2 separate regions of the Homo sapiens genome follow, and region 1 is linked to region 2. Evidence: chromatin contacts called from ENCODE Hi-C or POLR2A ChIA-PET data. All regions are on one chromosome and are shown on one strand. Each heading gives the region's core, a stretch centred on a gene start or an enhancer-like site at or near the end of the contact. The rest is flanking DNA. Distances are from core to core; before and after follow the strand shown.

Evidence for each region. Hi-C counts contacts between places; a loop is a spot of excess contacts on that map. ChIA-PET counts read pairs that join two places held with the same protein, here RNA polymerase II (POLR2A). Pooled maps may share reads with other maps.
Region 1: a loop to region 2 is called in a map of mammary epithelial cell, with 4 times the contacts of the local background. The contact joins two enhancer-like sites. A Hi-C loop is called at or near these places in 19 of 168 maps with a recorded cell type or tissue (CD14-positive monocyte, CD4-positive, alpha-beta T cell, CD4-positive, alpha-beta memory T cell and 13 more), 3 of 37 single-sample maps with no recorded cell type and 30 of 50 pooled maps. POLR2A ChIA-PET finds 5 or more read pairs at or near these places in 41 of 52 experiments (A549, A673, AG04449 and 33 more).

Annotation. Positions count from the first base shown.
Region 1 is chr9:129,499,001-129,503,755 of GRCh38, forward strand. LOC124900275 (extensin-like) reads left to right here. Exons shown (of 4, transcript XM_047424330.1): 3 at 4,323-4,672. It overlaps LINC00963 (long intergenic non-protein coding RNA 963), which reads left to right. Exons shown (of 5, transcript NR_038955.1): 3 at 3,397-4,139; 4 at 4,323-4,672. Among named protein-coding and RNA genes, the nearest start is that of LINC00963, 13 kb to the left of the region's middle. Within about 2 kb of position 3,136, at least 6 of the 41 ENCODE cell types and tissues checked have a DNase peak (open chromatin) inside an H3K27ac peak, as active enhancers do.
Region 2 is chr9:129,456,237-129,460,900 of GRCh38, forward strand. No RefSeq gene overlaps it. Among named protein-coding and RNA genes, the nearest start is that of LINC00963, 30 kb to the right of the region's middle. RefSeq lists enhancers at 2,450-2,499, 2,876-3,397, 3,398-3,918, 4,050-4,664 and a silencer at 4,313-4,602. Within about 2 kb of position 3,080, at least 34 of the 41 ENCODE cell types and tissues checked have a DNase peak (open chromatin) inside an H3K27ac peak, as active enhancers do.

The sequences.
Region 1 (4,755 bases), core at 1,886-4,385, 43 kb after region 2:
TCTCCAGGACCAGGGAATGGCCCAGCCAGGCCAGACTAGGAAATGATGGATGGAGGAGGGCCTGGGCTGCTCCTCTGAAAATCCACCCCCAGCCCTGGTCACTCTGGAACCCTGGAGCAGCATCTGAGCCCCTCCTCAAGGAGCCCAGTGGCTGGAGGGCAGCGTCCAGGGCCACCTGCCTACCTCTTACTCAGGACCTGGTCTGTCCTCTCCCAGGATGGAGCTTGGGGTTCCTGAGCTTGGAGCTGCCTGTAATACCAGGCCCAGTGGCTCAGCCAAGGTCAGGTTCCAGACAGTGGCTGGGGTAGTGGCAGGAGAATGAAGGTCTAGACAATCACAGAGACTCTGGGAGGCCCAGAGAAAGTGGAAGCCAGAGAGGAACCCAAAGTCCCAGAAACTGCAAAGAATGCCAGGGAGAGGAGGAGAGAGAAAAAGGCCACGTAGCAGCCCTGAGCCCGAGAACATGTGCCACATTTTCTCTGTCTGTGGGTCTGTTGAGTTTGGCCCAAATGGCTCTGAGCTGACTCTGCAGCCACAAAAACTTAGGGCCTTGAAGGTCCCATCCAACGCATGAAGGACTCTCCCTGGGATGGAAGCAAAGAGGGAAAAAGGATTACAGGCACATGCCTATAATCCCAGCTACTTGGGAGGCTGAGGCAGGAGAATCACTTTAACCTGGAAGGCAGCGGTTGCGGTGAGCTGAGATCACGCCATTGCACTCAATCCACCACACCCGGCCAATTTTGTATTTTTGGTAGAGACTTGGTTTCTCCATGTTGGTCAGGCTGGTCTCGAACTCCCGACCTTAGGTGATTCGCCTGCCTCAGCCTCCCAAAGTGCTGGGATTACAGGCATGAGCCACCGCACCCAGCCGATTTTTTGTATTTTTATTAGAGACAGGGTTTCGCTGTGTTGTCCAGGCTGGTCTCAAACTCCTGGCATCAGGTGATCCACCCGTCTCAGCCTTCCAAAGTACTGGGATTGCAGGCATGAGCCACCGCGCCTGGCCCAGGCAGTGTTCTTTTCCCTATTTTGCAGATGAGAAGACCAAGGCTGAGAGAAATTTGTAGTCGGCCCAGAGCTATATATACAGCAGGAAGCTGCGGGAATTGCGATTCAAACTTTCAGGCCTGCTGTCTCCCTGGGAATTCTGTTCTCACTGCCTCCATATAAAGAAATACACGTGCAGGAGGCAGCCCAGAGCACCCTCCTCTCCCTCCCAAAAACCCACACAGTGATCCTGGCCAGGCCCCCTGGGCCCAGGAGGAGCCGTGTCCCCATTAGGCATCTCTGAGCTGTGCTTTCACATTGGGGTCCCCCCCACCAGGGCTGGTGGAACACAAAGGGGGGTGGCCAAGGCAGAGAAAGAGCCCGACAGGCCAGGAGCCGGCTTTTCTCCCTGCTTTCTTCCTCCCTTGCTTCTTTGTTAAGCTCCCTTTCAGCTGAACCGGCAGAGCCTGGGTGTTCCGAGCTGACAATAATTGCTGCGTCTAGACAGTGTCTGGTATGAGGCCTCCCTCTCCGCGCCTCACCGGCCTCCCCGAGGCTCCTATTCCCAGCCCCGCTGGCCCCTGCTCTGCGCCCTCTGTTTCCCACACCCCTGCCCCTATCTGGCTGCCCAGGGTGCCCTGTCCTGCCTCCCTGCTGCTCTAGGCCTCCCTCGAGTTTTCAATCCTTGCATCTCTTCCTCCCTCCCCAGCCGCACCCCAGGCGCTGGCCCCATTCCCTCCCACGGCCTGAAATTCAGGGAACAAAGGTGGTTTTGCATCTGGCTGTGGCTGGGAGACCTTCGAAGGAGACTGAGCCAGGCAAACCCTCCCCTCCTGGCTCTTGGCCCCCTAGGAGCCAGAGACTCACATTGCTGGCTTCTGAGCTGAGCTGGGAAGTTCTGGGATTGATGCTTGAGACACCCTTAAGGCTCCTTCCCTCGTCTTCCTATCCGGCCTGGATGGGAACCCAGAGAAATCAACGCAGGAAAGACTTAGGATAGATACAAGGAAGAACTTCCTGGTGACTCTGACCGGCAGACATGGATGGGATGGTTTCAAGAGCTTCAGGGGACAGGAATTCAGTCTTCACAAGGTCTAAGAGTTCCTCCTGCCAGGCTCAGATCTGCAGCTCTGGAAGATTCCCCAGAAGCCAGAGTCTCCTCACTGGTATCAGATGCTCAGGGTGACCCCGAGATAATAACAACCACAGCCAGCATTTGCCCAGCCCTTGCACCAAGTGCTGTGCAAACTCTGCATGCATATCAATTGTTATAATCCTCTCCAGGGCCCTGAGAAACAGAGAAAATGAGCTTATGATTAGTTCCATTTTACAGATGAGGAAACTGAGGCACAGAGGGGTTAAGTAACTTGCCCAAAGTCACCCAGCCAGGAGAGGAGAAGCCAAGATTTGAAGCCACAGAGGTTGGCTCCAGAGCCCCAATAACGACCAATGATAGGAACACGAAATGCTTAAAATCATCTACCCGGGACTGGGATGAGCCCTTGGCGTCTGGTGTTTCCTTGCATCTCACAGGCTGTTAAGATCCAGGGTTATGCCCACTATCTAGATGAAAAGAGAAGAGCTTGGGGCTGCAGGCTGTGACCAGATGGTGACCTAACTCCATGTCAGAAAGGCCGAGCCATCCAGGCTACTGGGCTGCAAGTAAAAGGCTCACTGTGGAGCGGGAGCTCAATACATGTGCGGGACCATTTCCCACTCCTTCCTTCTGGGCTTTCTTGGGCACCTCCTGCCCTGATCAAGCTGGGGGAGACAGAGGCCAATGTGTGGCTCTGTCCTCAGGAGACCATGGCCTAGAGGAGACTGGCAAAGCAGCCAGCTTCAATCTGGAGGAGGAATTGTGATGATGCAAGGGATATGGGACCTCTGGGAGCCAACAGGAGGGACCCTAAATCCAAGAAGGCTTCCTGGAGGAGGTGGAATCAACATGGCTTCCTGACAGATGAGTAAAAGTTAGGCGGGCCAAGAGGGGAGGGAAAAGTGCTCCAGGAAGAGGAAATCTACACATAAGAAGGTCTCAAAGTGGGAGAACAGGGTAATCTAGAAGAACTAGAGAAACTTAAGCAGCTGTGTCAGGTCAAACAGTGGGTGGGAATCACGAGGCTGGAGCCCAGCTGATCAGGAAGGCCGTCGAGTGCCAGGTTGAGAGCTGGGACTTATCCCCAGGCAGGGAGGCCTATTGGGAGACTGCTCTGAGAGTCCAGGCAAGTGGGGCTGTGTTGACTGTGAGGATGTGGAATGGAGTGGGGCTGGAGGACTGGAGAGGCCCTCAAGAGTTGTAGAAAGAGGGTCTCCTCTGATGTGGAGCTGGCCTGCAAGTGTGATGCTGTTCCAGACAGAGAGAACAGCATGGACAAAGGCTTTCTTTTTTTTTTTTTTTTTTTTCAGACGGAGTCTCACTCTGTCACCAGGCTGGAGTACAGTGGTGTGATCTCGGCTCACTGCAACCTCCGCCTCCCAGGTTCAAGCGATTCTCCTGCCTCAGCCTCTCAAGTAGCTGAGATTACAGACGTGTGTCACCATGCCCTGTTAATTTTTGTTTGTTTGTTTTGTTTTTTGTTTTGTTTTGTTTCGTTTTTTGTTTTTTTTTTTTGAGACGGAGTCTTGCTCTGTCGCCCAGGCTGGAGTGCAGTGGCCCCGATCTCGGCTCACCGCAAGCTCCGCCTCGCGGGTTCATGCCATTCTCCGGCCTCAGCCTCCCGAGTAGCTGGGACTACAGGCATCCGCCACCACACCCAGCTAATTTTTTGTATTTTTTTTAGTAGAGACGGGGTTTCACTGTGTTAGCCAGGATGGTCTCGATCCCCTGACCTTGTGATCCACCCAAGGCCTCGGCCTCCCAAAGTGCTGGGATTACAGGCATGAGCCACCGTGCCCGGTCAATTTTTATATTTTTTGTAGAGACAGGGTTTCACCATGTTGGCCAGGCTGGTGTCGAACTCCCGACCTCAGGTGATTGTCGGCCTTGGCCTCCCAAAGTGCTGGGATTACAGGCGTGAGCCACCGCGCCCAGCCGGTGGGCAGCCAGTTGTGTTCCGGGAGGAGGAGGACACCCTGGAAAGACAGTGGGGCCAGACACTGAACTGCCTTTGGAAGCAAGTAGGAGCAACAGCGAAGGTTTGCTGGCTCAGGTAGGAGGATTAATTGGAACGATTAAGCTGGAAGCTCTGTAAGACGGATTAGAGGGGCAAACTTGGAGGCAGGAAGGCTGGGAGGAGACCACTGCTGAGTGATTTTTCTTCCCCCACAGGTTCCCAGTCCCTGATTTCTGGCCACTCCGCCTTTCTGTGAGTCATTTTGTTTTTGTTTTTCAGAAGCAAGGTCTCGCTGTGTTACCCTGGCTGGAGTGCAGTGGCTACTTACAGGCATGATCATAGCATACTGCAGCCTCGAACTCCTGGACTAGAGCAGTTCTCCTGCCTCAGCCTCCAGAGCAGCTGGGACTGCAGACACGCACCACAGAGCCCAGCCTGAGTCATTTTGATTCTGTAACTGGCTTCCTCTCGGCGGGCAGGCTCACACCCTCCACCCCCAGCTGGAGATGGAAGGAGGATGCTCACCGCCCATTCCTCATGCAGGCCATCGATGGAAATGTCAGACAGTGCGAGTCCACGCCTGAACACTTCTGGGGTCCGCTCTGGGACTGACACTGGCAGATCCATCGGTGAGCTCCCGCCTGCCACCTCTGGGCCTGCATTGCGGTGATAGGGCCAAGGGCCTGGGCCTTCAATTCTCCAGACTTGCCAA
Region 2 (4,664 bases), core at 1,830-4,329:
TGCCCATGGCATGCTCCCCTGTGCCCTGATAATCGATGTCCTTTTGCAGGGTGGTGAGGCTCTGAGAGTGAGCTAGTGGCTTGTTCTTTTTCCACATTTTTGAGGCCTCTATCTTGGGGCTGAAATACCCAGGTGGAGAAGTGAGTGACTCCGGAAAGGAAGGAAAGAAAAGAACCCAGAGTCTAATTCCCACCCAAGTGGAGGTGAGGCGGGAAGAAGGGGGGCTTGACCCTCTTACGTGGGAGTTGCAGCCTTGGTGGGACCTGTCAGAACTGGTGTGCTAAGCCAGGGGTGGGAGTCAGTGACTTCCACAGGGACAGTATCAGCAGTCAGCTCACAGAAGCATATGTTTCAGAACCAAAAGGTGTAGGAGCAAGGCTCAGAATAAAAATAAAATGAATGGATGGTGGGCAGTGGTAGGTGGATGGATGGAAACATGCGTGGATTGAGAATGGGTGAATGGGTGATGGTTGGCTGGATGGATGGATGATGGATGGGTGGGTGAATGGAGGGTGGATGGCTGTATGAGTGGGTGGTGAGTGGATGAGTGTGTGGAAGGGTGAGTGCATAGATAGGTGGATGGATGGGTAGATGGATGGATGGATGAGTAGATGGGTGGATGGATGGATGGACGGATGGATGGATGAGTGGAGGGATATGGGTGGGTGGTGAGTAGATGAATGTGTGGATGGGTGGGTACATAGACAGATGGTTGAATGGATGGATGGTGGATGAATGATGGATGGGTGGGTGGTGTGAGTGGATGCATGTCTGGATGGATGGGTGCATAGATAGGTGAATGGATGGGTGGATATGTGGATGGATGAGTGGATGGATGGATGGATGGATAGATGGGTGAGTGGAGGGTGGATGACTATATGGGTGGGTGGTGAGTGGATGAATGTGTGGATGGGTAGGTATATGAATGGATGGATGGATGGATGAGTAGATGGGTGGATGGATGGATGGATGGGTGAGTGGATGGATGGGTGGATGAATGGATGAGTAGATGGATGGATGGATGAGTGGGAGGGTATATGGATGGACGGATGGATGGATGGATGGATGAGTGGAGGGTGGATGACTATATGGGTGGGTGGTGAGTGGATGAATGTATGGATGAGTGGGTATATGGATGGGTGGATGGATGGATGAGTAGATGGGTGCGTGGATGGATGGATGAGTGGACGGAGGGGTGGATGAATGGATGAGTAGATGGGTGGATGGTTGGATGGATAGATGGATGGATGGATGGATGATGGATGAGTGGATGGATGTGTAGATGGGAAGATGGATTGGTGAGTGAGGTCTTGGATAGTTGGGTGGTGAGTGGATAAGTGAACGGACGGGTGGATAGAAGGGTGGGTGGATGGATGGATCAGCAGATGGATCAGCAGATGAGTGGGTGGAGGGGCAGATACATGGATGGGAGGATGGGCGGATAAATAAGTAGGCAGGTGGAGGTAGCACTGGCATACAGCAAAGAGCACACTGTTTGAGACTCAGAATTCTATTCATAGCAAAATCCGACATGGAAAACATCCACACTCCTGAATCTGGAAAAATCTGGCTGATACAAGTCGGGTTGAGACCATCTCTAAGGTCAAGGAAAAGTGGATTCTGATCCTAGTTCTCATGCTTGGTTCTGTGAGATCTGAGGCAAGTCACCACATCTCCCTAAGCCTCATTTTTTTCTATCTGAAAACGGATATAATAGCAGCATTCACCTTCCAGGATAGCCAGGACATCCTATGATAAAACGCATGTGGGTCTGGCGTGGTGGCTCATGCCTATAATCCCAATACTTTGGGAGGCCATAGCAGGAGGATCACTTGAACCCAAGAGTTTGAGACCAGCCTGGGCAACATAGGAAGACCCTATCTCTACAAAAAATTAAAAACAAAACAAAACAAAACAAAAGTCCCAGCTACTCGGGAGGCTGAGGTGGGAGGGTTGTGTAAACCTGCGAGGTTGAGGCTGCAGTGAGCCGTGATCATGCCACTGCACTCCAGCCTGGGTGACAGAGCCCGACCCTGTTTCAAAACAAAACAAAACAAAAACCACATGTGAGGCCCAGAGCAGGGCTTTGCGGGTGCTCAGGGAGGCAGAGTGGCTCTTGCTATCACCTCGATCCCTTGATCCAAACCACTCCTGCTTGTACAAACAAGTGTCACTTGTCCAAAAGCCTGGGTGCACAAAGGTTTCCCACAAAGGGAAGCTTCCAGAGAGTCAAGAACCCTGGGGAACAGGCAGGCTCACAGCCACGGCTGCTGCCTCCAGTGCGGTCGTTCTGTGGCCTGAGAGCGTCACGTGCTCCTCATCCTGGACCATCAGGGGCTGGCGCACCCATCAACAGCTGGGTGACCCTGGACCAGTGGCTTCACGCCCCTGGTCTTGGTGTCCTCACCTGTGAAACACGGGCCTGAGAGTTACCGAGGAGCTATGCAGTTTGTCTCCATATCACCATCTGGCTTGCCCCTAAGCCCCCTTTCGCCCCCTACCCCCACAGGGGCGAGGTCAGCACCCTCTGCAGCTGGAGCTTTGAATGTGGAAGCCTGGGGGAGGTTCTGGGGCTGACATGGGTGCTGAGCTGGGATGAAAGCACAGAACGCCTGGGGGGAGCCCCTCTCCCTCTCCCAGACTTTGCTCCCAACCCGTCCTGAGCTCCCCTGCTGGAGCCTCGAGGCAGGCCGAACTTTGCAGCCCTGTCTGCCCACGGTCCCTCCTGCTGTGACTCCCTGCAGCCTGCATTTCATAGTCAGTAGTGGGGGTGGGGGATCCTTGCTGTGGGCTGGAGAAGTCATGGGGCCCTCCTCACAGTGGAGCCTTAAGAGATTGCCCCTATAGCCCCTGCCCCCGGGGGACCCCGGATGCTTCGCTGATCCAAGGGGCACCCACAGAGTCCATGGAAGATTAGGCAGCCCCAGTGACGAGGTTGTTGGATCTGTGCCACTCAGACCTGAGCTCGGGAGAGGTGCCCGTGCAGAGGGGGTAGGATGGAGGTGCCCCAGGGGCAGCAACAACAGAAGGTCCCAGCTCCCTCCAGCCCTGGGCTACTTCCTCTCCTTCCCCAACGGCTGCAGACTCTGGTTAAAATGGCACCTCCGCCATCTGTCGTCCCTCCCCCACCCCGTGGGCACGGCTGTGACGGGGGGCTGGCTGGCCTCGTAAACAGGCGGCTGGCGGGTCCCCAGGGCCGGCGGGTGATAGGGCTTGTGCTGGCACCGAGGCCCAGCCAAGAGCTGGAGCCGGAGAGGCCCCAGGGCGGCCGAGCTGGGGGGGGTAGGCAGGATACCAGGTAGCAGGAAGGTTTCCGCGCCTGAGGGGGCCTGGGTGGTGCCCCAGCTACCTGGCCGCTCCGGGACCTGTGGGGCCCCTTCTCCTAAGTATGCCCACCCCATCCCCAGCATCTCCAGTCCCGGCCCTCTCACATTCGCCTCACCGCGCTTCTGCTGCGCTTAGAGAATCTTAAATCAACACTGGGGTGTGAGAAGCTCCATGGAGCCCCCTAACTCCCCCGCCACTGCAGCGTACACCATGCCGTGGGGATCCTTGCTTTACAACCAGGGAAACTGAGGCCAGAGATCAGGGAGGTGGGAAGGCTGGGCGTGGACCAGAACTTTCCTCCACCTGGTTGCCAGCTAGTGGCGGTTGTGGGGTGAGGGGCTGTCCCAGGGGCCAAGCTCGGGGCCCTGACACTGTAAACAAGCCTCCCAGCCTCAGTTTTTCCATCTGGGGAATGGTGGAATCAAGGCGGCTGCGGAGGCGGGAGGGCTGTCCTGTGAGCCAGAGAGCACTGGGGACCTGCCGTTCTCTCACAGTCCCCTCACCTCTCCACGAGGGAGGACTCGGGGGAGCATCCCGGGAGGGGCTAGGGGTGGGCGCCAGGGGTGCCTGGGAGGGAATCTGTCCGGGTCAGTTCCCTGGCTACCCCTCCCTCCCCCTACCACGGTGCTGCCGGCCGCCCCCTCCTCTCTCCCGCCTTCTGACTGCCAGCTCCTCCCCGCAAAGCCCTCAGACCCCAGCTGCAGGGATTTACAGCTTTGACCAGCAGCTCAGCCTCCCCCTGCTCCTCCTCCCTCCTCCCCCGCCTGCATCTCCCCCCTCCAGCCTCCCTCCCTCCTCCTCTCCATCTTTCCCCTCCATTCTCCTCCTCCCTCCTCCTCCCCCCTCTCTCCTCCCCTCCCTTCCTCCCTCCGCCCTCCCGCTCCCTCCCTCCCGCTCTCCGGGGGAAGAAAGGTCACCGTGCAGCTGATTACTCAGAGCTCAGTTGCTGTAGCAACCGGCGGGGGAAGTGGGACAGGCTGGCTTTGAGGACGCGCGAGGTCGGCCGCGGGCGGCTGGAGCCGGCGCGGGCCTCTGTGCGCCGCGAGAGGGAGGCCGCCTGCAGCCCGGCTGCTCGGCCGCCGCGGGCCCGGCTCCGGGGGTTCAGTTTTAATGAAGAATCCCTGCTCCCTTCTCGCGCCCCTCCCGCTTTCTGCCCACCTCCCTGGGGTCTGGAAGGAGAGGGTCGCCCCTCCCCGCTTTGGCTGCTAAACTCTCTGGCTCTCCCCCCGGCCGCTGCCTGGGTTCTGGTGGCTTCCTTCCTCCTCCTTGTCTGTCGGAGCTCAAGGGACAAGCCCTTTCCCTGGCGCGTGCCTGGTGAAACCCTCGCACCCTTCCCC